Linked DNA regions of Homo sapiens: region 2 is linked to region 1. A link is an interaction called in ENCODE POLR2A ChIA-PET data of the cell type or tissue named here. Cell type or tissue: PC-9. All regions are shown on one strand. Each heading gives the region's core, and the rest is flanking DNA. Links, peaks and the distances in the headings are about the cores only. Region 1 holds the start of MRPL53 (mitochondrial ribosomal protein L53). Region 2 overlaps MTHFD2 (methylenetetrahydrofolate dehydrogenase (NADP+ dependent) 2, methenyltetrahydrofolate cyclohydrolase).

The links. ChIA-PET counts read pairs that join two places held together with the same protein. Peaks named below come from ENCODE experiments on the same cell type or tissue, not always from the same donor. Only the 100,000 strongest peaks of a DNase experiment are listed, where the experiment ranks them.
Region 2: POLR2A ChIA-PET joins it to region 1 with 19 read pairs; 5 of 35 experiments call an interaction of 5 or more read pairs at or near these places.

What each region holds. Positions count from the first base shown.
Region 1 is chr2:74,463,609-74,479,670 of GRCh38, forward strand. It overlaps MRPL53 (mitochondrial ribosomal protein L53), which reads right to left and starts at 9,072. Exons shown (of 3, transcript NM_053050.5): 1 at 8,961-9,072; 2 at 8,750-8,862; 3 at 8,374-8,644. The coding sequence starts at 9,052. The coding sequence ends at 8,511. It overlaps CCDC142 (coiled-coil domain containing 142), which reads right to left. Exons shown (of 9, transcript NM_001365575.2): 6 at 12,004-12,118; 7 at 11,617-11,794; 8 at 11,308-11,507; 9 at 9,224-11,194. The coding sequence ends at 10,938. MOGS (mannosyl-oligosaccharide glucosidase) reads right to left here and starts at 1,774. Exons shown (of 4, transcript NM_006302.3): 1 at 1,288-1,774; 2 at 888-1,114. The coding sequence starts at 1,639. RefSeq lists silencers at 1,341-1,560, 3,754-4,048 and enhancers at 8,481-8,610, 9,011-9,110. In PC-9, for the core only: CTCF peaks have their summits at 11,508 (motif pointing left) and 11,764; DNase peaks (open chromatin) are centred at 8,622 and 9,073; H3K4me3 peaks cover 2,549 bases; H3K27ac peaks cover 2,132 bases.
Region 2 is chr2:74,199,590-74,210,749 of GRCh38, forward strand. MTHFD2 (methylenetetrahydrofolate dehydrogenase (NADP+ dependent) 2, methenyltetrahydrofolate cyclohydrolase) reads left to right here. Exons shown (of 8, transcript NM_006636.4): 2 at 6,116-6,300; 3 at 8,115-8,237; 4 at 8,980-9,132; 5 at 10,353-10,460. Among named protein-coding and RNA genes, the nearest start is that of MTHFD2, 6.6 kb to the left of the region's middle. RefSeq lists enhancers at 6,669-7,248, 6,779-6,878. In PC-9, for the core only: no CTCF peak of the experiment used is centred there; DNase peaks (open chromatin) are centred at 6,242, 6,702 and 10,182; H3K27ac peaks cover 3,554 bases.

The sequences.
Region 1 (16,062 bases), core at 4,311-12,310:
TTTGTACTATGTCCTACACTAAGAACTCTACACAGTTGATTTCATTTAATTCTTTTTTTTTTTTTTTTTTTTTGAGGCGGAGTCTCGCTCTGTCGCCCAGGCTGGAGTGCAGTGGCGCGATCTCAGCTCACTGCAAGCTCCGCCTCCCAGGTTCACGCCATTCTCCTGCCTCAGCCTCCCGAGTAGCTGCGACAATAGGCGCCCGCCACCACGCCCAGCTAATTTTTTGTATTTTTAGTAGAGACCGGGTTTCACCGTGTTAGCCAGGATGGTCTCCATCTCCTGACCTCATGATCCGCCCGCCTCAGCCTCCCAAAGTGCTGGGATTACAGGCGTGAGCCACCGCGCCTGGCTTTTTTTTTTTTCTTGAGATGGAGTTTTGCTCTTGTTGCCCAGGCTGGAGTGCAATGGCACGATCTCGGCTCAGCGCAACCTCCACCTCCCTGGTTCAAGCAATTCTCCTGCCTCAGCCTCCCAAGTAGCTTGGATCACAGGCATGCGCCACCACGCCCGGCTAATTTTATATTTTCAGTAGAGACGGTGTTTCTCCATTTTGGTCAGGCTGGTCTGGAACTCCTGACCTCAGGTGATCCGCCAGCCTCGGCCTCCCAAAGTACTGGGATTACAGGCGTGAGCCACCGCGCCCAGCCTCTTTTTCATTTAATTCTTACAGTCCTGTGAGTTAAGTGCTATTATTATCTACATTGTACATTTTACAAGCAAGGAAATCAAGGCTTAGAGATGGTAAATAGAAATGGTTATACAGGCAGTTGTTTAAGGCAGGATTTAAGCCAGGCAGCCAGAGCCCACTTCATGCTGCATTTGCTGGCAGCAAGGGAAGGATGGAGGGGGTCTGGGCTGAGAAAAGGGTGTCCTGAGGCCCTGACCTGAGGCTCTACAGTCACTCTCCAGCTCCAGTCCCCTCCGTGCTGACCCCCAGGCCTCTTGACGAACTCAGTGGTGAGCCTTAAGGCCCCATCCTGGATGTGTTGGCGCCCGAAGGAGAGGCCGTCGTGGAACTCCCAGCCATAGGGACCCACACCGTCCCCCTGCTCACACGTGTGCCTGAGCTTAGGAGTCCCCGGGGTGGTGCCCTGCTGCGCCCACATCAGTCCTGGGGGTAGAATGGCCACGTAAGTCAAAGAGCAGGGGACCTGTCCCTCCGGGTCTCCGGGTCATCCCTCTTCATAACTCTCCTGATCCATTCCTTCCCACCCTTGCTCTCGCTTCAAGCTGGGGCGCCCAGATTAGGAGTCCGCCTGCCTGCCCGCCCTGGGGCCCGGTTACCGGTGAGGAGGGGCTTCGGGCTGCGGGTCTTCATGCCGAAGTAGACGTGAGGGCGGTAGGTTCCCCAGAAGAGGTCCGGGGCCACGGCGGGGCTGGAGGAGTCGGCAGGCAACACAGGAGGCGCGGAGTGCAGCGTGACCGCCCGCCGCGCACGGTACCACGCCAGCACCCAGCGCCCCGACATACCCAGGGCCAAAGACAGGACCACGACGGCCAGAGCCACTCCTCCAGCCGTGCTACGCGGCCCGCCGCCCCGGCCGTCCCGTCGCCCGGGGCCTCCCCGAGCCGCCCTCTCGGCTGTCCGCACTCCCTCTGCCGGCACTGCGCGGCGCCGCCGCTCGCCCCGAGCCATCCTGGCACTGAGGTCCGCGTCACAAGAGCTCGGAGAGGCGGCAGTGGAGCCCGGGTCCTGCCTCACCTCTCCGGCTCCCGCCTCTCGCCCTGGCGACCACCGTCCGGTTAGCGACACCTGCCAGCCAGCGCCTGCGCCTCCGCCTCCGCCTCCCGCCGGAAGTCCCGCCCCGCCACGTTAGGTTAAGTCCCAGAGTCCGGAACCGCTGCCTGCGGCTTGACACAGGGTTGGTACGTAGCGTCTGTCCTGGGCGTTGGTCCACCGGGATTGCGTTTATCTGGCGACCCCATGGAGTTCACAGGCTCGGAAAAACCAATCTAACGTTGGGCTGAGGCATGAGAATCGTTTGAACCCGGGAGGCGGAGGTTGCAGTGAGCCGAGATTGTGCCACTGCACTCCAGCCTGGGCGACAGAGCGAGACTTCGTCTCAAAAAAAAAAAAAAAAGACTGATGTGGCCAGGCACCGAGGCGCACATCTGTAATCCCAGCACTTTGGGAGGCCGAGGCAGGTGGATCACCAGACATGAGGAGTTGGAGACCAGCCTGGTCAACTTGGTGAAACCCCATCTCTACTAAAAATACAAAAATTAGCCGGGTGTGGTGGTGGGTGCCTGTAATCCCAGCTATTCGGGAGGCTGAGGCAGGAGAATTGCTTGAACCTGGGAGGCGGAGGTTGCAGTGAGCCGATATTGCGCCATTGCACTCCAGCTTGGGCAACAAGAGTGAAACTGTTTCAAAAAAAAAGAAAGAGAGAGAGAGAGAGAGATGGAGGGAGGGAGGGAGGGACGGAGGGAGAGAGAGAGAGAGAGAGAGAGACTGATGCTTTATGCAACACGACCACTTATATTTCACTATAATCTGACTGGTGGCCCCACTCTCCACTAGTGGTAGACTTTTTGCTTATGAAATCATCTGACCAAACCCAATGGTTAGTCCTGTTTTTGTCTTTCTTGCTACCGTTGCATTTGTCGACATCCTTATTGTAGCACTTATTACATACCTGTTTCATTTTTCATCTTTGTATCACAGTACTAATCAATTATAGGCATAAGGCAGATGCTAAATATTTATAAATTCAACACATGTTTATTGTACACCCTATATCGCATTATGCAAGGTGCTGGGGACTCAGAGAAAATGGCCCCAACCTCAAGTTCACAGTCTAGAAGCACAATGCCAGCACTCAATGCATGTTGAACCATACCCATTTTTTTTTTTTTTTTTTTTTTGAGACGGAGTCTCGCTCTGTCACCAGGCTGGAGTGCAATGGCATGATCTCGGCTCACTGCAACCTCTGCCTCCAGGGTTCAAGTGATTCTCCTGCCTCAGCCTCACGAGTAGCTGGGATTACAGGTGCCCACCACCACGCCCAGCTAATTTTTGTATTTTTAGTAGAGATGGAGTTTCACCAGGTTTGCCAGGCTGGTCTCGAACTCCTGACCTCAGGTGATCCACCCACCTCGGCCTCCCAAAGTGCTGGGATTACAGGCGTGAGCCACCGCGCCTGGCCAGACCACCCCCATTTTTACAGATGAGGAGAGTAGTTAAGACTGACCCAAAATAACAGCCAGTTAATTATGGAGCTGGGGAACTCAAATCCAGGTTGTTCTTTTGACTTTAGAATAAGGCCTCTTAGGGCAGGCGCAGTGGCTCAAGCCTGTAGTCCCAGCACTTTGGGAGGCAAAGGCGGGCGGATCACCTGAGGCTGGGAGTTCGAGACCAGCCTGACCGACATGGAGAAACCCCGTCTCTACTAAAAAATACAAAATTATCTGGGCATGGTGGTGCATGCCTGTAATCCCAGCTACTCGTGACACTGAGGCAGGAGAATCACTTGAACCCGGGAGGCAGAGATTGCAGTGAGCCAAGATTGTGCCATTGCACTCCAGCCTGGGCAACAAGAGCGAAACTCTTGTCTCAAAAAAAAAAAAAAAAAAAAAAAAGAATAAATAAGGCCTCTTAGATAACAGCAGTTACTACACTCCCAGCAATGTTTTAGGTACTTTACAGATATTAATTCATTTAATCTCCTTAACAGTCCTATGAGAAAAGTACTATTATTTTCATTTTACAAATGAAATAAGCACTGATAGATTAAATAATTTGTCTAAAGTCATACAGCTACATAAAAACAAAGCTAGGATCTCAACCCCAAGCAGTCTGGCTCATTACAACACTATACTGCCTCCTCCTAGCTTTCTTTTTTAAAGGGGGAGGGGAAAAACGGTCCTTTGAAGATAGCACCCTTTTAGACCGGGAAAAGGTATAGTAATGCTGCTGTAGGAGGGTCGTGGGAAATGTATCTGGCAAAGTACACAGCAGGCCACTGTCTACAGATCTTTTGTTACCTAGCTGAGCATTGTGAAGGTGTCTAAAGCAGTGGCTTTCAACCATTTTCCTACAACTCACAATAAGAAATAATTCCATAGTGCAACCCAGTATGTGCAGATACACATACACACACAACTTATTTAAAACAAGTTACCTAAAAGAATACTTTTAGCTGGGTGTGGTGGCTCACGTCTGTAATCACAGCACTTTAGGAGGCCAAGGCAGGAGAATCACTTGAGTTCAGGAGTTCTAGACCAGCCTGGACAAGATGAGGAGACCCCCCCATCTACAAAAAATTTAAAAATTAGGGTTGGCCGGGTGTGGTGGCTCACGCCTGTAATCCCAGCACCTTGGAAGGCTGAGGCGGTGGATCACCTGAGGTTAGGAGTTCAAGACCAGCCTGGCCAACATGGTGAAACCCCGCCTCTACTAAAAACACAAAAATTAGCTGGGCATGGTGGCACGCGCCTGTAATCCCAGCTACTTAGGAGGCTGAGGCAGGATAATCACTTGAACCCGGGAGGCAGAGGTTGCAGTGAGCTGAGATGGCACCATCGGCGACAGAGCAAGACTCCGTCTCAAAAAAAAAAAAAAAAAAAAATTAGGGCTGGGCACGGTGGCTTACTCTTGTAATCCTAGCACTTCGGGAGGCCAAGGAGGGTGGATTACTTGAGGTCAGGAGTTCCTGACCAGCCTGGCCAACATGGTGAAACTCTGTCTCTACTGAAAATACAAAAATTAGCTGGAAATCGCTTGAACCCAGGAGACAGAGATTGCAGTGAGCTAAAATCGTGCTCCACTGCACTCCAGCCTGGGCAACAGAGCAAGACTCCATCTCAAAAAAAAAAAAAAAAAATTAGGCCAGGCATGGTGGCTCACGCCTGTAATTCCAGCTGCTTGGGAGGCTGAGGCGGGAGGACTGCTTGAGCCCAGGAGATGGAGGGTGCAGTGAGCTACGATTGTGCCACTGCACTCCAGCCTGGGTGACAAAGCATGACTTAATCTCTTTAAACTTCCTATTCTAAGTGCCATGCAGTCTGATTTTTTTTTTTTTTTTTTTTGAGATGGAGCCTTGCTCTTGTCAACCAGGTTAGAGTGCAATGGTGCTATCGGCTTACTGCAACCTCCACTTCCCGGGTTCAAGCAATTCTCCTGCCTCAGCCTCCCAAGTGGCTGGGATTACAGGTGCCCGCCACCACACCCGGCTAATTTTTTGTATTTTTAGTAGAGATGGGGTTTCACCATGTTGGTCAGGTTGGTCTTGAACTCCTGACCTCAGGTGATTCCGCCCACGTCGGCCTCTCAAAGTGATGGGATTACAGGCATGAGCCATTAAACTCAGCCTCAGTCTGATAATTTTTATTCTATTCTACTTTTTTTTTTTTTTTGAGACAGAGTCTCACTCCATCAACCGAGCTGGAGTGCAGTGGCATGATCTCCACTCAGCGCAGCCTCCACCTCCTGGGTTCAAGTGATTCTCCTGTCTCAGCCTTCTGAGTAGCTGAGATTACAGGTGCCTGCCACCACACCCAGCTATTTTTTATTTTTTTATTTTTAGTAGAGACAGCGTTTCATCATATTGGCCTGGCTGGTCTCTAACTCCCAACCTCAAGTGATCTGCCCGCCAAAGCCTCCCAAAGTGCTGGGATTACAGGCATGAGCCACTCCACCCGGCCTACTTTTTTTATTTTATTTTATTATTATTATTTTTTTAAGAATGGTTTAGGCTGGGTGCGGTGGCTCATGCCTGTAATACCAGCACTTTGGGAGGCCGAGGTGGGTAGATCACCTGAGGCCAGGAGTTCGAGACCAGCCTGACCAACATGGAGAAACCCCCTCTACTAAAAGTACAAAATTAGGCATGGTGGTGCATGCCTGTTATCCCAGCTACTTGTGAGGTTGAGGCAGGAGAATTGCTTGAACCCGGGATGCGGAGGTTGCAATGAGCTGAGATTGTGCCATTGCACTCCAGCCTGGGCAACAAGAGCGAAACCCTATCTAAAAAAAAAAAAAAAGAATGGTTTAACTCCCTAAATTGATTGCATGGTCCACACTAATGAGTGTTGAGGAAGTATGAAAAACAGTTTAGGCAATGTTTTTTCTTTTTTTGAGACGGAGTCTTGCTCTGTCACCCAGGCTGGAGTGCAGTGGTGCAGTATCGGCTCACTGTAACCTCCACCTCTTGGGTTCAAGCAGTTCTCCTGCCTCAGCCTCCTGAGTAGCTGGGATTACAGGCAACTGCCACCACGCCCGGCTAATTTTTGTATTTTTAAGAGATGAGGTTTCACCATGTTGGTTGGGCTGGTCTCGAACTCCTGACCTCATGATCCACCCACCTCGGCCAAATCCCAAAGTGCTGGGATTACAGGCATGAGGCACCATGCCCGGCCGGCACTGTTTTCTTAAACAGGGAGTAGTGAGAGATAAAACCCATCGCATGTTTTGGAAGGATAAAATTAAGTGGCAGCAAAAATATTTAGGAAATAGACTGGGTAGCAGAATGCAATAATGATGAATAGAGTGAATGGGAATGGAGAGATCACTTCAGAAGTTTTGTTTTGTTTTTGAGACAGTGTCTTGCTCTGTCACCAGGCTAGAGTGTAGTGGTGCAACCACAGCTCACTCTAGCCTTGAACTCTTAGGCTCAAAAGGATCCTCCTGTCTCAGCCTTCTGAGTAGGTGGGACTACAAGTATGAGCCACCTTGCCCAACTTTCAGGCACTTTTTTAAAAGACAGAATATTCTGAACTGAGTGACCAGATATGCAGAGAATGGAAAGGAACAGAACTAGAGAACACTGGTTTCCAGCCCAGGTGGCTGAGTAGATGAAGTGCCTGTTTTTAAAAAGGAATGGGTAAGTCAGGGAAGAGAGGCAAGTATATGTGTATGTAAGATTATCAATTCTATTTTATACAAAGAGAGTTGGTGGGATTTGGAGGAAATTGGTAGCAGGTAACCTGATTATAGCATAGAAGTTGGGATTAGAACCAAACAGAAATAGTTTAACCCCAGAAGGTGTAATTCAAGTTGTGAAAGAGGATGAGATGCCCCAGAAAAAAATAGAGAAGAAAAAGAATGAAGGTAGAACACCTGTGTGGTTCAAAAGAAAAAGGACCCAAGAGGGAGAGAAGTTCCACAAATGGGTGAATTAAGAGTTGCAGGCCGGGCACAGTGGCTCATGCCTGTAATCCCAGCACTTTGGGAAGCCGAGGGGGCGGATCAGGAGTTTGAGGACAGCCTGGCTGACATGGCAAAGCCCCATCTCTACTGAAAATACAAAAATCAGCCAGGCGTGGTGGCACATGCCTGTAATCCCAGCCACCCAGGAGGCTGAAGCAGGAGAATCACTGGAACCCGGGAGGCGGAGGCTGCAGTGAGCCAAGGTCACGCCACTGCACTCCAGTCTGGGTGACAGAGTGAGACTCTATCTCAAAAACAAGAGTTGTAGATGCGGCCAGGCGTTGGTGGCTCACGCCTGTGAACCCAGCACTTTGGGAGGCCGAGGCAGGAGGATCACTTGTGTCCAAGAGTTAGAGACCAGCCCGTGCAACAGGACAAAACCCCACCTCTATTTAAAAAAAAAAAAAAAAAAAAAAAAAAGATGGAACTGGGATACAACGATGAGAGCTGAAAAAACAGCACTCTGTTAGTGTTTTTGTTTTTTTTTTTTTTTTGAGACAGAGTCTCACTCTTGCTCAGGCTGGAGTGCAGTGGTGTGACCTCAGCCTACTTCAACCTTCACCTCCTGGATTCCAGCGATTCTCTTGCCTCGCTCGGCCTCCCGAGTAGCTGGGATTACAGGCTTGTGCCACCACACCCAGCTAATTTTTTTGTATTTTCTAGTAGAGGTGGGGTTTCTCCAAGCAGGTGATCTGCCTGACTCGGCCTCCTAAAGTGCTGCGATTACAGATGTGAGCCACCACGCTCAGCCTATCAGTGTTCTTTCACACAAGATTTGGTAAAAGTAAGAGGGCTGGGCACAGTAGCTCACGCCCAACACTTTGGGAAGCCAAGGTGGGAGGATCACTTGAGCCCAGAACTTCAAGACCAGCCTGGGAAACATAGTGAAAACCCTTCTCTACAAAAAAATTTAAAAATTAACTAAACGTGGTGGCGCGTGGGGCGTGCCTGTAGTCCCAACTTCCCAGCTACTTGGGAGGTTCGGCTAAGCCCAGGTTACAGTGAGCTAGAATCATGCCACTGCACTCCAGCCTGAGCGACAGAAACAGACCAGTCAAAAAAAAAAAAAAAAAAAAAAAAAAAAAAAAAGAGGTACCTTGAGTGAGTGGTAGGAGAAGCCAGAAGCCAAATTCAAAAGGGTTAAGCAGTGAGTGATAGTAAGAAAGTGAAATAAATTCAGGTTCATCCAGACACCTCTCTGATCTAGTCTTGTTCCAGAAACATTGTGGTAGCAGGGTTTTAAACTTTATTTTGCGCTCCGTGACCCTTCAGATAGTGATTTGAATGATTAAGTGAAACTCTTCTTAGGTTAAGTGTCCTAGTCCACGCTAAAATCATCTTGTTGGTCTCTTTGGCGCTGTCAGCGACCAGTATCAGCGCCCGGCTTGTCCCCGCTGCCCGCCGCGTCCCTGGCCCGGATGTGGGAGGCGAAGGCGGTGAGCATTTCCAGAGCGGTGAGATGAGCGCCGCGCATAATCAGGCGATGCCCGTCTCCTGGGGAAGAAACAAACGAGTGAGACAGGGAGGGACCGCAGTGCTGGGGCTTAGGGGCGCGCGGGCTGCTCGCTGTTCCCTCCTGCCCGTCTCCACCAAGCCCACCGAACAGCACGTCCACGCAGGGCTCGGAGCCGTCATGCCTCACGTCCGCAATCACTGAGCAGTTGAGATTAGTGGAGCGGACCTTCTCACTGCTCACCGTCTGCAGGAAGGTCCTACGGTGGAAAAACAGAGGAGCGCCAAGCTGAGGGCTTAAAGCCCCGGCTGAAGGAAGGCGCACCACTTCCCGCTTCTACCCACTTCCCCTTCGTACCTCGTCGATTCCACGTTTTTCTCGAAGGGACAGAACTGAACCCGAACCTGTTTGACAGGCCGCAGACCAAGCCGAGCCAAGGCAGCTGCCATGGTGACCTCCGCCCCGGAAGAACTCGTGCAGGCGGAAGTGTCGCATTGCGTGAGGCCGTGAATGGCTGCGCTTCTGCGGGATAGACTTCCGGCCGCCGGCTGCTTAGCAGGCCTGCGAACCGCAGCTCTGGGCTTCCTAGCCCAGGCGGAGGAAGGCAGGAAAGAAAGAGGTGGTTTCGGCACAACGCATGGGGGAGCCCAAAGTAGGCTGTCAGCAAATACAGCCTATCATGAATAGTCCTCTCATACGACGGTGAAAACCATAAATAAATGGCGCAAAAACCTCTTTGCACGAAAATACGCCCGTTTTCTGCAGCCTTTCCCCTTCTGTACCCTGCTGGGCCACATCTAGGCTAACTCGATCTTAAATCCTGGCTTCTTCCAAAGAGAGAGCACTAACACAAGCCGGGATGATCCACACCAGAAGGTAAACACCATTCAGGTAACTGAAGATTAAACGTAGTGAGCTCTGAATAGCCAAAGCTTAAACGTGAAAGTACTACAGCCCAATATTAGTAAATGACTGAAAATAGTAATAGGAAGGGCAGTACAGGGTAATACTGTCCTTGGGGCTGATCCAGGTATAGAAATGCCTATTAAACCTCTGTGGTTCTCCATGAATTAGCGTAGCTCCCAGGACTTAAGTTGAAGTGCATTCTAGCCAGTTTTCTTTTTTTGAGACGAAGTTTTGCTCTTGTTGCCCAGGCAGGAGTGCAGTGGCGCGATCTCGGCTCACTGCAATCTCTGCCTCCCGGGTTCAAGCGATTCTCATGCCTCAGCCTCCTGAGTAGCTGGGACTACAGGCGCGTGCCACCACGCCCGGCTAATTTTTTGTATTTTTAGTAGAGGCGGGGTTTCACCGCGTTAGCCAGGATGGTCTTGATCGGACCTCGTGATCCGCCCCTCTAGGCCTCCCAAAGTGCTGGGATTACAGGCGTGAGCAGGCGTGAGCCCCCTCACCTGGCCGAGCACTCAACTCTTTATCCCTGAGATATCTTCAGTGATGGAGAACTAGGCCTGAACCTCCCAAGGGTCTGACCTTCAGGTTCCAGGCTATGGTCTTGCTCTTTACTCTGGATTCCAGGTGCTGGAGTGATCTTGGATTTTTTTTTTTTTTTTTTTTTTTTTTGAGACGAAGTTTTGCCCTTGTTGCCCAGGCTGGAGTGCAATGGCACAATCTCGGCTCTCCGCAACCTTCGCCTCCTAGGTTCAAGCGATTCTCCTGCCTCAGCCTCCTGAGTAGCTGGGATTACAGGCATGCGCCACCACACCTGGCTAATTTTGTATTTTTAGTAGAGACGGGGTTTCTCCATGTTGGTCAGGCTGGTCTGGAACTCCCGACCTCAGGTGATCCGCCTGCCTCAGCCTCCCAAAGTGCTGGGATTATAGGTGTGAGCCACCATGCCCTGCCTAATCTTGGATTTTTTTTTTTTTTTTTTTTGAGACAGAGTCTTGCTCTGTCACCCAGGCTGGAGTGCTGTGGCTGGATCTCAGCTCACTGCAAGCTCCGCCTCCCAGGTTCACACCATTCTCCTGCCTCAGCCTCCCGAGTAGCTGGGACTACAGGCACCCGCCACCACGCCCGGCTAATTTTTTGTATTTTTAGTGGAAACAGGGTTTCACCGTGTTAGCCAGGATGGTCTTGATCTCCTGACCTCATGATCCGCCTGCCTCGGTCTCCCAAAGTGCTGGATTACAGGCGTGAGCCACCTCGCCCAGCCCCTAATCTTGGATTCTTAAGCCCAGGCTCTTTGTAGCTTATTCTCCAGTATGCTTTCCTCCAAGCTTCCAGTTCTGGGCTTCCTTAATATGCAATTCCAAATGTCTGGATTTTCCAGCTAGAGATGGGGAGCTCTTAACTTTCTGGCTCCTGGTCCCAGGCTCCTTAGGATTCAGGACTGGTTCCCAGGCAGGAAAAAAACGGCAGGTGCCAACGGGGTCGCTGGTGTTGCCTGAGGGCAAGCCAGGCCTGCTGATTTCCCACCAGGTAGCCCTCCGGGCTAGGTCCCCTTCCTCCTAGTGTGCTTTGCAGCTGACCTGTCTGGGCTGGAGATGTTCCAGGCTGGAGCGGGGGCTCCAAGCTCTCCAGGCTATTGAGGCAGCTGCTGGGCAATTTCGTGGTCTGGACCTCCTGACAAGCACCTGGTAAGGCAGGAGTGGAAGGTAGGTGGCTGCTGGGGATATACTGAAGCCAGATTAATGGTGAGAATAGGGTTTGGGACACACAAAGCAGTGAGCGAAGGGGAGTAACTCACAGCAACAGGGGGGCCTCCTGTGGACTTGAGACTTGGGCAGGGGCTGCTGCAACAGACACAGCAGGGCCCCATCCAGCTGCTGGAAGATGCTGAGCATGAGCAGGGTCTGGCGGAGATCAGGGGACAGGCTCCACTGCTCCTCTTCCAGCAACTCCCTGACCACTCCAAAGTCTTGTTTGAGCTGCAGCGCTCCCTGCAGGCTGAAGGCAGAGGTACAGTATGGCCACTTGACCCTCCTGCCTCTCCCACTTATCCCCTTCCTTTTCCCAGTTCCATTCACCCCCTGCCACTTCCACCTTTACTCCTGACCTGAACCGAATCCCATGGGTAAGAATGTGGTCAAGCCAGGCACCCACGATGGCCGTCAGAGCCTGACCAAGGGCAGGGGCCTGGGCTTGAGGTGGCAACCCTTGCAATCCTTGCAACACAGGCTCCAGTACGGTGCGGACCACTAAACCAGCATACTCACTAGGAGCACTGGGAGGTTCTGGAATAGAGAAGACAGAATATAAGGCTGTGGAGATCCATTGAACCCCTAAATGGAGTGTTTGGGAGAAGAGGGTAGGATTTCAGGAGGGAAGGGTACAGAAGCTGAGGACAAGGATGGAGACAGTGGAGGGGAACCGGAATTTGGAAGGGCTGAGACACTATTACCCCCTTGGAACTCTGGAAGGAGAAGCTGGGATGAGGAGTTACCAGGACAGAGACGAAGCCGCCAGTACCGACCCCGTGGCATGTAGAGCTTGAAACCTTGCATGGCTTGTTTATGACATTCTTGAGAAAAGACACTTAGTGACTCTTCAGGCAGGAGCTGTAGGGATAGGGAGAAAGTAAAAGGGGCTTGTCAAATTATGATGATCCTCTATATCTAAGGAGCTCTATGTCCAACTTGACATCCATAAAACCCCAGAATTGTTGCATAGTTGTGTATGCCTGGCCATTTTTTGAGGAGCAATGCCATAGTTGTCATTGGGTTTTCCAAGAGGTCTGGACCCAAATTATGAACAATTGCCCTAGGATTACCTTGCTCTCCCCAGCTTGGTTCAAAAGATGGAAAATCCTTGAGGTTAATTTTACTATACAAGAGCTTTAAGGAAAAAGAAAGACATACCCTGCCCCCACCCCCGCAACACACACACACACACACACACACACACACACACACACACACACACACACACACACACAGAGCATATGCCAGAAAGAGGGATTGTATGATCTGCAATGGGCAGAAATTGAGGGAAGAAAGGGGAATTACAACGACCTTTTATTTTTGAGGCAGAGTCTTGCTGTGTCGCCCAGACTGGAGTGCAGTGGCGTGATCTCGGCTCACTGCAACCTCTGCCTCCCGGGTTCAAGTGATTCTCCTGCCTCAGGCTCCCAAGTAGGTGGGACTACAGGAGTGCACCACCACACCCAGCTAATTTTTGTATTTTTAGTAAAGACAAGGTTTTGCCATGTTGGTCAGGCTGGTCTCAAACTCCTGATCTCAGGTGATCGGCCTGCCTCTGCCTGCCAAAGTGCTGGGATTACAGATGTGAGCCACTAAGCCACTACACCCAGCCTACAATGATCTTTTGGTTATCACCTACAAAAGGAAGACAAGAACTGTATGTAAACCAGAAGCAATGACTATTTGAATGTTCTGAGACTCAGGAAGTTTTGGAATGTCCTTACATTGAAAGGCATTATTATATATTATTATTCTTCACAGCCCACTCCAGAGCAATATAACCCATAAAGCAAGAAAAGGCCTATATGCTGGGTTTGTTTCTTTGGTTTGATAGGTTGTTTTTGGAGGGAGAGAACACAGCAATAAAGCTGGTTTCTGCTCTACAGCCCATCTTGAGGGAGAGGAACCCCAGTAAATGTGGTTAATGGCAGCTGCTCTGTAAAGAAATGGTAGATGCCAGGGAGCCTGAAGACAGGATAGACCTGGGGGCGGCCAGACATGGAGTGGAGCCCATATGGCTCCTGGCACATCTGACAACCTGTCTAAATCCAAAATCTTCCTCTCTTCTCCAGTAAATGCAAGCCCCCTTCTCCTCCCTTATTTATGTCAAGGAAATTGCCCTTTTGTCAACGGACTTTTGTTAGGAGCCTCTGTACTCAACACTGAGGGAATACAAGGTGCAGAGTGTGTGACAGTCTCTCCCCCACCCACTGGGATCTTATAGTCCAAACAGGAAGAAAACTCACAATGCCTCTTTTTTTTTTTTTGAGACCAAGTTTCGCTCTTATTGCCCAGGCTGGAGTGCAGTTGCGCAATCTCAGATCACTGCAACCTCTGCCTCCTGGGTTCAACCGATTCTCATGCCTCAGCCTCTGAGCAGCTGGGATTACAGGCACCCGTCACCATGCCTGGCTAATTTTTGTATTTTTAGTAGAGATGGGGTTTTACCATGTTGGCCAGGCTGGTCACAAACTCCTGACCTCAAGTTATCCACCCATCTCGGCCTCCCGAAATGCTGGGATTACACCCTTCTGCTCTTAAAATGTCACCCCCTCACTTATGAGGTAAAGCGCAAATTGTTGGGGCTGGTGTTCATGCCCTCCACAATTTGATGCCAAATTGCTTACTACCCTACCCCACACCCAACCCCAGTGAACATACCCACAAAAGGAACCTCTGCTCTGGTAAGGCCACCTCTCTGCTACCCCCACAAGGATCTACAAACTGCCCACTTCCAGTAACCCCAGCCACTCCTCTGAGGCTTCCCAGCCACCATCTCCAGCCATAGGCCATGTATGGAGCGTTCTTTAACCACATGCCCACTATAGCCTTCCTTCCTCAGGGCTCTATGACCGTCACTGTGTGCAGTACTCATGATGAGCCTGCTCTGGGGCATGTTGAGTTTAAGTAGACAGCAGTAAACTGAGGTAGAAATGCCCAACAGGCAAATGCAGATGTTTAACTAGAACTCTGGGAGCCAGGCTGGGTGTGGAGGCTCATGCCTGTAATCCCAGAACTTTGGGAGGCCAAGGCGGTGGATTGCTTGAGCTCAAGAGTTCAAGAACAGGGCACATGTTCTCAGATCTCCTGAGGGCTATGTCACGAGCCAAACTTCTAATTAAAAAAAAAATATATATATATATAAATAGATATAATATAAATAAAATATATATAGATATAATATAAATAAAATATATATATATACTTTTTTTTTTTTGAGTCTCACTCTGTTGCCCAGGCTGGAATGCAATGGCACGCTCTCGACTCACTGGAACCTCCGCCTCCCGGATTCAAGTGATTCTCCTGCCTCAGCCTCCCGAGTAGCTGGGATTACAGGTGTACACCACAATGTCCAGCTAATTTTTGTATTTTTAGAAGAGACAGGGTTTCACCATGTTGGCCAGGCCGGTCTTGATCTCCTAACCTCAGATGATCCACCTGCCTCGGTTTCCCAAAGTGCTGGGATTACAGGTGTGAGCCACTGCACCTGGACAAAAAATTTTTTTGTTTTCTGTTTTTTTTTTGAGACAGAATTTTTGTTCTTGTTGCCCAGGCTGGAGTGCAATGGCGCTATCTCGGCTCACTGCAACTTCCGCCTCCTAGGTTCAAGCGATTCTCCTGCCTCAGCCTCAGAAGTAGCTAGGATTACAGGCACCTGCCACCATACCGGCTACTTTTTTGTATTTTTAGTAGAGACGGGGTTTCACCACGTTGGGCAGGCTGGTCTTGAACTCCTGACCTCAGGCGATCCACCCACCTTGGCCTCCCAAAAAAGTTTTTTAAAAAGATTTTTAAAAAGGGTTCAAGACCAGCCTGGGCAACATGGCAAAACCTTGTCTCTACAAAAAAAAAAATTTTTTTAAGTAGCTGGGCATTGGCCGGGTGTGGTGGCTCACACCTATAATCCCAGCACTTTGGGAGGCTGAGGTGGGTGGATCACCTGAGGTCAAGGGTTCCAGACCAGCCTGGCCAACATGGTGAAACCCATCTCTACTAAAAATACAAAAACTAGCTGGGCGTGGTGGCAGGCGCCTGTAATCCCAGCCACTCAGGAGGCTGAGGCAGGAGAATCACTTGAACCTGAGAGGTGGAGGTTGCAGTGAGTAGAGATCACGCCACTGCACTCCAGCCTGGGTGACAGAGTGAGACACCTTCTCAAAAAAAAAAAAAAAAAAAGTAGCTGGGCATTGTGGCTTCCACCTGTGGTTCCAGCTACTCAGGAGGCTGAGGTGGGAGGATTGCTTGAGCCCAGGAGGTGGAGGTTGCAGTGAGCCAAGATCACATAACTGCACTCCAGCCTGGGTGACAGTGAGACCCCATCTTAGAAAAAAAAAAAGAACTCTGGGAGCCAGAAAGACTGAACCCGGGAGTTCACAGCAGCAAGACACTGTGGGTAAGCAGGAATACTGAGAGAAAAGCAGAGAGTTAAGGACTGAACTCTACAGCCACACCCCTATTCGGGGCAAAGAGGAGAAAACTGAGCAGGAAAACAAAAAACCAGACATCTTCCACATAGGAATAGATAAATGTGCAAAATGGGGAAGAAAAAGTATAATGGCTTTATTCATAAACATATAAGAAAATGTTAGGAGAAACAGGCAAACATGGATGAAGGTTACTACTGTGAAATAGAAATCAGAGGTGAGTGAGGGCAAACAAAGTGCTGTTTTTTCATTAGTTTTATAAAATAATATTCTATTTCACTTTTTAAACTATAGACATGCACTATTTTATTTTTTGAGACAGGGTCTCTCACTGTATTGCCTAGGCTGGCTGGAATGCAGTGGCTATCACAGCTTACT
Region 2 (11,160 bases), core at 3,161-11,160, 270 kb before region 1:
GGTGACACGCGCCGAGGCTGAGGCACGAGAATCGCTTGAGCCCAGGAGTTCGAGGCTGCAGTGAGCCGTGATTGCACCACTGCCCTCCAGTCTGGGCGACAGAGCGAGACCCTGTCTCAAAAAAAAAAAAAAAAAAAAAAGTTGATAAGGTTTATGTTATGTGAATTTTACCACAATAACAAAATTGGGAAAAATATACAGGGGAGGAGGAAAGGAAAAGCTCTGTTTGCATTTTTGGGTTTCCTTGGGAAGGTGATTTGGTCGGTCATTAGAGCGCTGGCATTGTTGGCATTGTTAGAGCCCTGCACCTTACAACATCAGCCCCTTCTTTTTTTCATCTAACGTTCACTGTGTACCAGACACTATGCCAAGCTGTGCGAATTCAAAGATGAGAAAAACTGTTCTTAATGGAGCTCATGTTCCTGACAAGGGGCAGAACACGCGTGTAATTTCCAGTCAGTGCGGAAATGCTGTTAGAAATATTTCAAAGGCGCTGCTTGTTGGAGCAATGAGTTCTTGAAGGAAAACGTGGGAGGGGACTTTCAGGGTTTTCCCTGGTCTGACTCTTGACCTCCCCCATGTTTCGTTACTGTGTGTTTTCTCCCCTTCTCCCTCTTCCTGAGTGCTGGCCTCATGTGACTGTGGACCAGACCTTTCCTAGGCTTCCATGGTCCAAAAGAGATTTATAAAGATGCTCTCATTCATTACCTAAAGAACTGGGCCAGTTTGTCTACACTCTCCAATAACAAATGCTCTTTTCACTACCTTTCTGAAAGAACAAGTAAGCTTCATCCACATCTCTGAAAGCAATCCATATTATCTGTACTGCACATTTGCTATTTACAATTCCCACATATTGCTTTCTTACTGCTGCTTATTTTTTAAAATACTGTTTATTTTTAAATACTGCTTATTTTTAAAAAGTTGTATCCTTTTAAAAATATGAGTCTGCATTCTTTTTTTTTTTTTCTTTGTTGGATGGTATGAGAGTTTCAGGAACATAAACCTATGGTTGGAGAAATAGTAGCCTAGGAGACAGTGGGATTAGGAAGTCAATGGACTTTAGAGGCAGAAGTTTGCCTTTGAATCTTGTTTCTACTATCCTCAGTTTCATCTTCTGTATTACAGTGTTATTATAATAGTCCCAAGGTAACAGAGTAATATATGTTAAAGTGTAAGCAAAACACCTAGTGTTTAATAGATGTTTGTTCCTTTCTCCATTATGTCTTCCTTCACTCATTATTTTTCCCATTAATAATTGATAACAACTCTTCCCTAAATCACTTGATTATGAATTGTAAAATGTCCTGATACTAATTTCTCATGGAAAATTACAGTACTGTAAGCTATTGAATTAAAAGGAAAGTGAAGATGCTACTCACTTGGATTTTAGTTTTGAATTTTATTTTATTTTTTGAGACGGAGTCTTACTTTGTTGCCCAGGCTGGAGTGCAATGGTGCAATCTTGGCTCACTGCAACCTCTGCCTCCTGGGTTCAAGCTGTTCTCCTACCTCAGCCTCCCAAACAGCTGGGACTATAGGCGCACACCACCATGCCCTGCTAATTTTTGTATTTTTAGTAGAGACAGGGTTTCACCATGTTGGCCAGGCTGGTCTCGACCTCCTGACCTCAAATGATCCACCCACCTTGACCTCCCAAAATGCAGGGATTACAGGCATGAGCCACAGTTTTGGATTTTATTTGAACAGTCCTCTTGACTTCTTCCTATTCTGTTGATTACCTATCTTAATGGGATTTTTTTCTTTCCTTTTTTTTTTTCTTTTTTGGCAGGGGAATCTCTCCCTAGGTCAGGTTGGAGTGCAGTGCTGCAATCACGGCTTACTGCAGCCTTGACCTCCTGGGCTCAAGTGATCCTCCCACCTCAGCTTGTGAGTAACTGGGACCACAGGAGCATACCACCATGCCTGGCTAATTTTTTTTTTTTTTAACTTTTAGTAGAGATGGGGTCTCACCATGTTGCCCACGCTAGTCTTGAACTTGGCCTCCCAAAATGCTGGGATTACAAGGCCTGTGCCACCATGCCCAGCCCTGGGAATTTTTTCTAAACACATCTGTGAATGCATTTAATTCTGGGATAAATGTTAGCTAATATAGTTACAATTTTGGATTCCCCGTGGGACTTAGCTGACTCTCCATTTCCCTGTTTATTTTGGGGTAGCAGTTAATCTGCCCCTTGGCAAAAGAGATGATGCTAAATTAGTTAATGACTCACTCCCAAGGCTGTATTTCACATTTTGCAGAGTTGTGGGAAGCAGAGGAGGGCTGACAGTTATACTATGAAAGATATTCATTGCATGTGACTTTGTTTTTGGTTCTTGTTACTCTTTGACTGTTTTTCTTTCTTTTCTTTTTTTTTTTTTAAGCAAATTGGCATAACATCCAGAACCTGCTTTTGGAAGCAAAGTTTGGGACTTGGAACACTGGCTTTTCCCAGAACCCTGTGTCCTTAACTTCAGTATATGATTTTATCTGAATGTGCTAATACCATTTTCTCTAAGTTTACTGCTTTCAAAAGAAACTTTTTATGAGGTGCAAGCTAAGTCATTCTCACTGACTAGATATACATATAGTGTATATACTTATATATATCTCCTTATGTGTAAGTGTATCTATTTTAAGGATACATGTGTATGTGTGTGTATATATACATATATATATAAAACCAAGAGAAAAGAGTAAGAAATTAGTTTTATTGAACATATATGCCTGGCACATTATATATGTTTGTTATTTCATTCAACATAAATGACTGTTCTAAGCCGTTTTAAAGTAGTCTTTCACTCTGTAGTGTTCCAGGATTAGGAATGTATTTTTGGCCTGCGGTGGGCATTCCAGGTACTAATACAAATCAGGAATGAGGAATGTTGCCAGGTGTATTTGTATCAGCAAAACCCCCCTATTTTAATTTTTTTTTTTTGAGATGGAGTCTGACTCTGTTGCCCAGGCTGGAGTGCAGTGGCACGATCTCCGCTCACGGCAGTCTCTGCTCACTGCAACCTCTGCCTCCCGGGTTCAATCGATTCTCCTGCCTCAGCCTCCCAAGTAGCTGGGTCTACAGGTGCGTGCCACCATGCCCGGCTAATTTTTTGTATTTTTAGTAGAGACGGGGTTTCACCATATGAGCCAGGATGGTCTCAATCTCCTGACCTCATGATCTGCCTACCTTGGCTTCCCGAAGTGTTGGGATTACAGATGTGAGCCACCATGCCCGGCCTGCAAAACCCTTTTAATGAAGTCCTCTTCGACTCTAATTCTGAAATGGAATTGTGAATATTAATATGTTTTCAATTTCTTCATATACCATGGGTATAATTAAATGCTATTATATGTTGTGCCATGCTAGTATTATATAAAATCAGGGTAAAAGTATTTGATTTGCTGTAAGATTGTAACTTTTTTCTTTTTTTGAGATGGAGTCTTGCCCTGTTACACAGTCTGGAGTGCAGTGGCGTGATCTTGGCTCACTGCAACCTATGCCTCCTGGGTTCGAGATATTCTCCTACCTCAGCTCCCGAGTAGCTGAGATTACAATTACAGGGTCCTGCCACCATGCCTGGCAAATTTTTGTATTTTTAGTAGAGGCGGGGTTTTGCCATGTTGGCCAGGCTGGTCTCAAACCCCTGACCTCAAGTGATCTGCCCACCTTGGCCTCCCAAAATGCTAGGATTACAGGCATGAGCCACCGTGCCTGGCCAGATTATAATAATTTAATACTTCACAAGATGCAATACAGATTAAGATAAAGTTTATATATAAGATTATTGCATTATATCTAAGATGTTGAGATTTGGTTTAAAGTTGGTATTTAATCATAATGCAATAAAAAACACTTATTGAAGGCCTAAAGATTGTGAAAGCTTTAAAATCCCATTTAAATTAGCAGTTACTGGCCGGGTGCAGTGGTGGGTGCCTGTATTCTCAGCTATGGAGGCAAAAGCTGGAGAATTGCATGAACTTGGGAGGCTGCAGTGAGCTGAGATTGCTCCAGCCTGGGCAACAGAGCAAGACTCTGTCTCAAAAAAAATAAATAAATAAATTAGCAGTTATCTTGAGAATTAATTTTATCTGACCCTACAGGATATTCAGTACCTTGATGTTAGGTTTTAGAATATAAGAGGAGATTACTTCATTGGTCTTGAGGTTAGAGCAGTCTTCATGACACCAAGGACAGAGATCTAAAGGGAAAGGCTTTTTTTAATGGGATCATTTTACTTAAGGAAGAGATGCTCATCTAGTTTAGTTTAGTTTAGTTTAGTTTAGTTTAGTTTAGTTTAGTTTAGTTTAGTTTAGTTTAGTTAGTTTAGTTTAGTTTAGTTTTTTGAGATGCAGTCTTTCTCTGTCGCCCAGGCTAGAGTGCAGTGGGGTGATATCAGCTCACTGTAACCTCTGCCTCCTGGGTTCAAGCAATTCTCCTGCCTCAGCCTCCTGAGTAGCTGGGATTATAGGCGCGCACCACCATGCCTGGCTAATTTTTGTATTTTTAGCAGAGACGGGGTTTTGCCATGTTGACCAGGCTGGTCTGGAACTCCTGACCTCAAGCAATCCACCCTCCTCGGCCTCCTAAAGTGCTGGGATTACAGGCTTGAGCTACCACGCTGGGCCAGATGCTCATCTTTAAGTAATGGGCACTTTACTGTAAGGACATGTGTGAAAATAGGAAAACTGGGACTCTTCCACATTTGGGTTTCATGGAACCCAGGAAGAGTTGCATAAGCAGTTCTCTTTGGGAAGAGACAGCCTTTCGGGCAGCTGAACATGGTTTTGGGAACTGGAGGTTCTTCTAGATCCTGATTTTTCTTCTTGCTCCCCACCTCAGCAACAGTTTTCTGATTTCTTGCCCTGTTGTCTCCCATTGGTGTGACTATTATTCTGCCTATTCTTTCTGTCTTTGTTCTGTGGTTCTAGTTTGAACTGCCTCAGGGACGAGCTCTTACTGGTTCAACTAACTCTCACTGCTCTGTTGAGCTAAGCTTTTGCGCCAACTGGACCACTGGCCAGCCTAGAGATTGTTGCCCTTGGCGTCACATACTCACTCCTGGTCTGTCAGCTTTGGATGATATGGTGGGGTCCCTGGGAAGAGCACATTGCCAACTGTGAGAAGGAGCTTCCTCCAGTCCCCTGCCCTGCCCCTATTCTTACCAGGAAAGTCTTCCCCAGAAGGGACTGTGGGGAGTGGTGGTCATTTTGATGTTTGACCTGTCCAGTATGTTGTTTGTTTGTTTGTTTATTTTTGAGACGGAGTCTAGCTCTGTCACCGAGGCTGGAGTGCAGTGGCACAATCTCAGCTCACCGCAACCTCTGCCTCCTGGTTTCAAGTGATTCTCCTGCCTCAGCCACCTGAGTAGCTGGGATTACAGGAGCCCACCACTACGCCCAGCTAATTTTTGTATTTTTAGTAGAGACAGGGTTTCATGTGTTGGCCAGGCTGGTCTCGAACTCCTTACCTTGTGATCTGCCCTCCTCGGCCTCCCAAAGTGCTGGGATTACAAACGTGAGCCATCGTGCCCGGCCTATATTGTTTGTTTATTCAACTACAGAATATAATTTATCGATTTAAACCACCATAAAAATGAAGTCAGTTGACTGGGAAATGATTTGAAATACATGCCTGGCTGCTAACAACAGGGACAAAACACGAACTACAAATGGCATATAAGCAGATAAGAAAAACTATTTAACCTCATGGTGAGGGGTCAAACAATTGCAAATTAAAACTGTAAAACACTTAGTAATGATCAGGGCGCAGGGTGGTGTAGCAGTTAAGAGCCCAGACTGATGTGAGACTCAGCTTGACCAAGCGCTGTCAGTCACTTAAACTCCCTGAGCTTCAAATTAATGATAATAATGATTTCTATCAACTTTATCCCCCTCCATATGTAGCTGGATATATTCATTCATTTATTTATTTATTTAGCAGAGACAGGGTTTTGCCATGTTGCCCAGGCCAGTCTCAAACTCCTGGGCTCAAGCCATCCTCCTGCCCCGGCCTCCCGAAGTGCTGGGATTACAGGCATAAGCCACTACACCTGGCAGAGTTTTAGTTTTTATAAAAATTCAAGTTATTTGGTTTTGTGACTCTGTTGCCTTCTGCAGAAATGAAGCTGTTGTCATTTCTGGAAGGAAACTGGCCCAGCAGATCAAGCAGGAAGTGCGGCAGGAGGTAGAAGAGTGGGTGGCCTCAGGCAACAAACGGCCACACCTGAGTGTGATCCTGGTTGGCGAGAATCCTGCAAGTCACTCCTATGTCCTCAACAAAACCAGGGCAGCTGCAGTTGTGGGTATGTGTCCTTCTGAGACCTCGACTGCGGTTCAGTTGAGGTTTATATGAGGCAAAGTCCATTCTAATTTATGATTTCTTTTTTCTGATTAGGAAACCCAAGCAGAGGAGGCTAATGTGATTGAACTGTATCCCAAAACTTTGTCATAGGAAATCAGACTATATCTTTCGGGGTTTATACAGTAGGACAGGAGATACTGGTTGGTATTCTCTGTGGCTTCTGGAAAGAATATAAGCTACATTCTGTTCTTAGTCTTTATATTTGATAGGTGACCCTGAATGCATTTTACATTTGCTTTCCTTGAGCAATAATGGGTCTCCAGTGGAGGTGTTTGAGTGTTTGCAGCTTAAAGCCTTAGAGGCTTAGGGGGCATGATTGAGCAATACAGTATTAGGTGACCTCAGTGATGAGGTCAGGAACACAGTCGTAGATTTGAAGGAAATGACTCTGACTTCTGGGAAATAGCTTTCAAGTTCTTCACCGATTGGTTCTAAAGCCAAACATGCAGTTTAGAAGCAGTTCAGGTCTGGATGATGGGGTTTGTGTTCTAGGTCTCACGGTACCACAGATTACTGTGTCTCTGTGGACAAGAGGTGGGTGGGCAGGCTCAGATATGCCTCTGCCTGCCCATCTGTGGGCCTGTGGTCTGAGCAGCAGGTGGCCTTTCCTTCGAAGGGCTGTGAAACCACTCGCGTGGCTGGGTGGGGTTACTGGCCTGTAAGCCTGTGGTTTTCTCTGTTCTTTATTATTGAGGAGTGAGGCCTCCTGCTCTTTTAATTGAAAGCCTTTAGAAACCTCTAGATAATGGCAAGCCATGGCATTTTGTTTTGTTTTTTGAGACGGCATTTCGCTCTTGTTGCCCAGGCTGGAGTGCAACGGCGTGATCTCGGCTCTCCGCAACCTCCGCCTCCCGGGTTCAAGTAATTCTCCTGCCTCAGCCTACCGAGTAGCTGGGATTATAGGCATGGGCCACCATGCCTGGCGAATTTTGTATTTTTAGTAGAGATGGGGTTTCTCCATGTTGGTCAGGCTGGTGTCGAACTCCCGACCTTAGGTGATCCACCTGCCTCAGGTGATCTGCGCCTGCCTCAGCCTCCCAAAGTGCTGGGATTACAGGCGTGAGCCACTGTGCCTGGCCAAGCCATGGCATTTTAAGACATTGGGAGGTAGTGTGGTGCAGAAAAAAAGAACATGGATTTTGGAACCAGAAAGACTGGCTGTATTATTAGCTCGCTTATTTATTTATTTATTTATTTAGAGACGGAGTCTCGCTCTGTTGCGCAGGCTGGAATGCAGTGGTGCGATCTCAGCTCACTGCAACCCCCGCCTCCCAGGTTCAAGCGATTCTCCTGCCTCAGCCTCCCAAGTAGCTGGGACTACAGGCGCGTTCCACCAAGCCTGGCTAATTTTTTGTATTTTTAGTAGAGACGGGTTTTCACCGTGTTAGCCAGGATGGTCTCCATCTCCTGACCTCGTGATCCGCTGGCCTTGGCCTCCCAAAGTGCTGGGATTACAGGCGTGAGCTACTGTGCCTGGCCTAGCTCGCTTATTTTTAAACCTCTCTGAGCCTCAGTCTGTCTGTAAAATAAGGTTAATGAAGATTGCATAGAATGAGGTATACAGGATGTGTTAAGCTAGTATTCTCTGGTGTATATATTTGTGAAGTTACTTTTTTAGGTTCCTTGAGCTACTTCAGCTTTTAGGGATGAGTGTGATGATACAAAACCCGTATGGTAGCCAAGTATGGTAGGCAACATAGCAGTGCTCATTAAATGCCTCAAAAATTTTTTTAACCTCAAAATTTCTTATAATAGGAATCAACAGTGAGACAATTATGAAACCAGCTTCAATTTCAGAGGAAGAATTGTTGAATTTAATCAATAAACTGAATAATGATGATAATGTAGATGGCCTCCTTGTTCAGTTGCCTCTTCCAGGTGAGTTTTGGACTCCATTTAACATGATTGCTGCTGCTTCTGCTCCTTTCCCTCTCCCTCCCTCTCTCTCTCCCTCCCCATCCCCCTCCTCCTCCCTCTCCTTTCCTTGTCTCACTCTGTCACCCAGGCTAGAGTGCAATGGTACAATCATAGCTCATTGCATGCTCAAGCTCCTGGGTTCAAGGGATCCTCCTGCCTTAGCCTCCCAAATAGCTAGGACTATAGGCATGTCCACCATGCCCAGCTAATTTTTACATTTTTCCTAGAAATGAAAGTCTGTCTGTGTTGCCTGGGCTGGTCTTGGACTCTGTGCTTCCCAAAGTGCTGGGATTACAGGCATGAACTACCATGCCCTACCTAAAATGGTTTCTGAGGGGTAAAAAGGCCTTGTTACTTTATACACCTGGTTCTTCATGTGGATTTGGCTTAAAGGCAAAATAAACTCAAAAGAGTGAATATTTTATTAGAAATGGGACAGACCAACTCAGAATACCAATTACGCCTTGATTTAGTATTGTGGTCTTGATACAAAGGACAGTGGAGGGAAGCAGCTGTGATAGACGATATTGGCTTTGCTATTGGTGTTTGGCTTTGCTTATGCGAGTTCCTTCCATGCAGATGAAGTACATCTCAGAGGCAAGCTGTAGAAGAATAGATTTCCTTGCGAAGCAGATAAGCTGGAGTCAGGCAGTGCTGACTATGCGGTGGTGATTTAAGGCAACTGTGCCAATTTCTTTTTCAGAGCATATTGATGAGAGAAGGATCTGCAATGCTGTTTCTCCAGACAAGGATGTTGATGGCTTTCATGTAATTAATGTAGGACGAATGTGTTTGGATCAGTATTCCATGTTACCGGCTACTCCATGGGGTGTGTGGGAAATAATCAAGCGAACTGGTAGGTATATCCCAGAATTGCATGTCTGTGTTAATATTATAAAAGTAGTACTGGCAAATGGTAAAAACTCATACAGTCCCAAAGAGTGGAAACCCTACTGCATATCCTCTAGTCTTACTCCCCAAAGTTTACCTCTCTTAACAGTTTTTTTTTTGTTTTTTGTTTTTTTTGAGACAGGGTCTTGCTCTGTCACCCAGGCTGGAGTGCAGTGGCGCGATCTTGGCTCACTGCAGCCTCTGCCTCCTGAGTTCAAGCGATTCTCATGCCTCAGCCTCCTGAGTAGCTGGGATTACAGGCACGTGCCACCATGCCCAGCTAATTTTTTTATTTCTAGTAGAGACAGGTTTCACCATATTGACCAAGCTGGTCTCGAACTAGGCCTCAGGTGATCCGCCCCCTCAGCCTCCCAGAGTGCTGGGATTATAGGCATGAGCCATCGTGCCTGCCCTTAACAGTTGCCTATGACAGTTTTTGCTTTTTAATCCAGAAGTCTCAGTGAAGGAAATTTTCTATTTTTCTTTTTCTTTTTTTTTGTTTTTGAGACGGAGTCTTGCTCTGTTGCCCAGGCTGGAGTGCAGTGGCGTGATCTCGACTCACTGCAAGCTCCACCTCCTGAGTTCATGCCATTCTCCTGCCTCAGCCTCCTGAGTAGCTGGGACTACAGGTGCCCACCACCATGCCTGGCTAACTTTTTTTTTTTCTCGTATTTTTAGTACAGACGGGGTTTCACCGTGTTAGCCAGGATGGTCTTGATCTCCTGACCTTGTGATCCACCTGCCTTGGCCTCCCAAAGTGCTGGGATTACAGGTGTGAGCCATCGCGCGTGGCCTCTATTTTTCTTTTTAATTTTTTCTTTAAGAGTCAGAGGTTTCATCATGCTGCCCAGGCTGGTCTCAAACTCCTGGCCTCAAGCAATTCTCCTACCTTAGCCTCCCTGGCCTCAAGCAATCCTCCCTCCTGCTGGGATTACAGGTGTGAGCCACCGCCCCAGCCCTCAGTGAAGGAAATTTAAGATTTGATAGTGGTGACAGTGCACATTCCTGTAACATTTTGTAGCCTGTAGTATGCTTTCTCCTGTTTTCTTTTAGCCCTTATTATGTGTAGCAAGTTACAGCTCCAGTTGACTGATGAGGCAAAATTGGGTTCATGTTCTAGGCCATCTGACTTTGTTTTCCTTTGGACTGGCACTACTTTTAATGTCAATACATATATTTTTATAGGCATTCCAACCCTAGGGAAGAATGTGGTTGTGGCTGGAAGGTCAAAAAACGTTGGAATGCCCATTGCAATGTTACTGCACACAGATGGGGCGCATGAACGTCCCGGAGGTAAGGAAATTGCTTTCAGGGAACACTGTCCTTTTTTCCCCATGTAAGAACTTTCAGAAGCCATCCTGTGCATGTTTGGAAGTATTAACTCTGTTATACTTTGTATTTGTTGAAATTTTGTTAACAGACAATTCAGGGAGTAACCTTTGTAGAGAAGCTGCACCCAGTGTCACCTGAGTTTCTTTATTATTCATTTATCATGTAACTAGCTTCAGAAATAAATTTAAGTTTTGAGTATAAGCATGGTTGTAGGCAATTAGAAAATTTCAGCTATAGCTTTGATAGCTGGAGCTAAGGAGCAATTCTTATTCAAAGATACTGTGTCATTTAGTGGAAAAAAATCTTTAGCCGTTGCAAAGGATTGGATTGGTATGACTGTAATGTGTCCTGTCAGGTTCTGTTAATTGGTTCTAAGGTAAAGCCTCGTCAATCAGTTATCACATAATTATTGTAATAATGACCTTACATGATTATATCAGAAATAAAGGCAAAACTATATACTTTCAACTATCTTTCAACATACTTAAAACAACCTTGAGTAATTTTAGTGATATTTTGCTTAGAAAAGGTAAAATTCTTGAAAGGCTTTAAAAATAGGATGAATAAATTTAATTATATGACTCAAAACAGTCGAGCTGGGACCAATGGGTTAAAGCTATATGATATTAGGTATTAATTTTAAAAAAGTAAATGACAATTA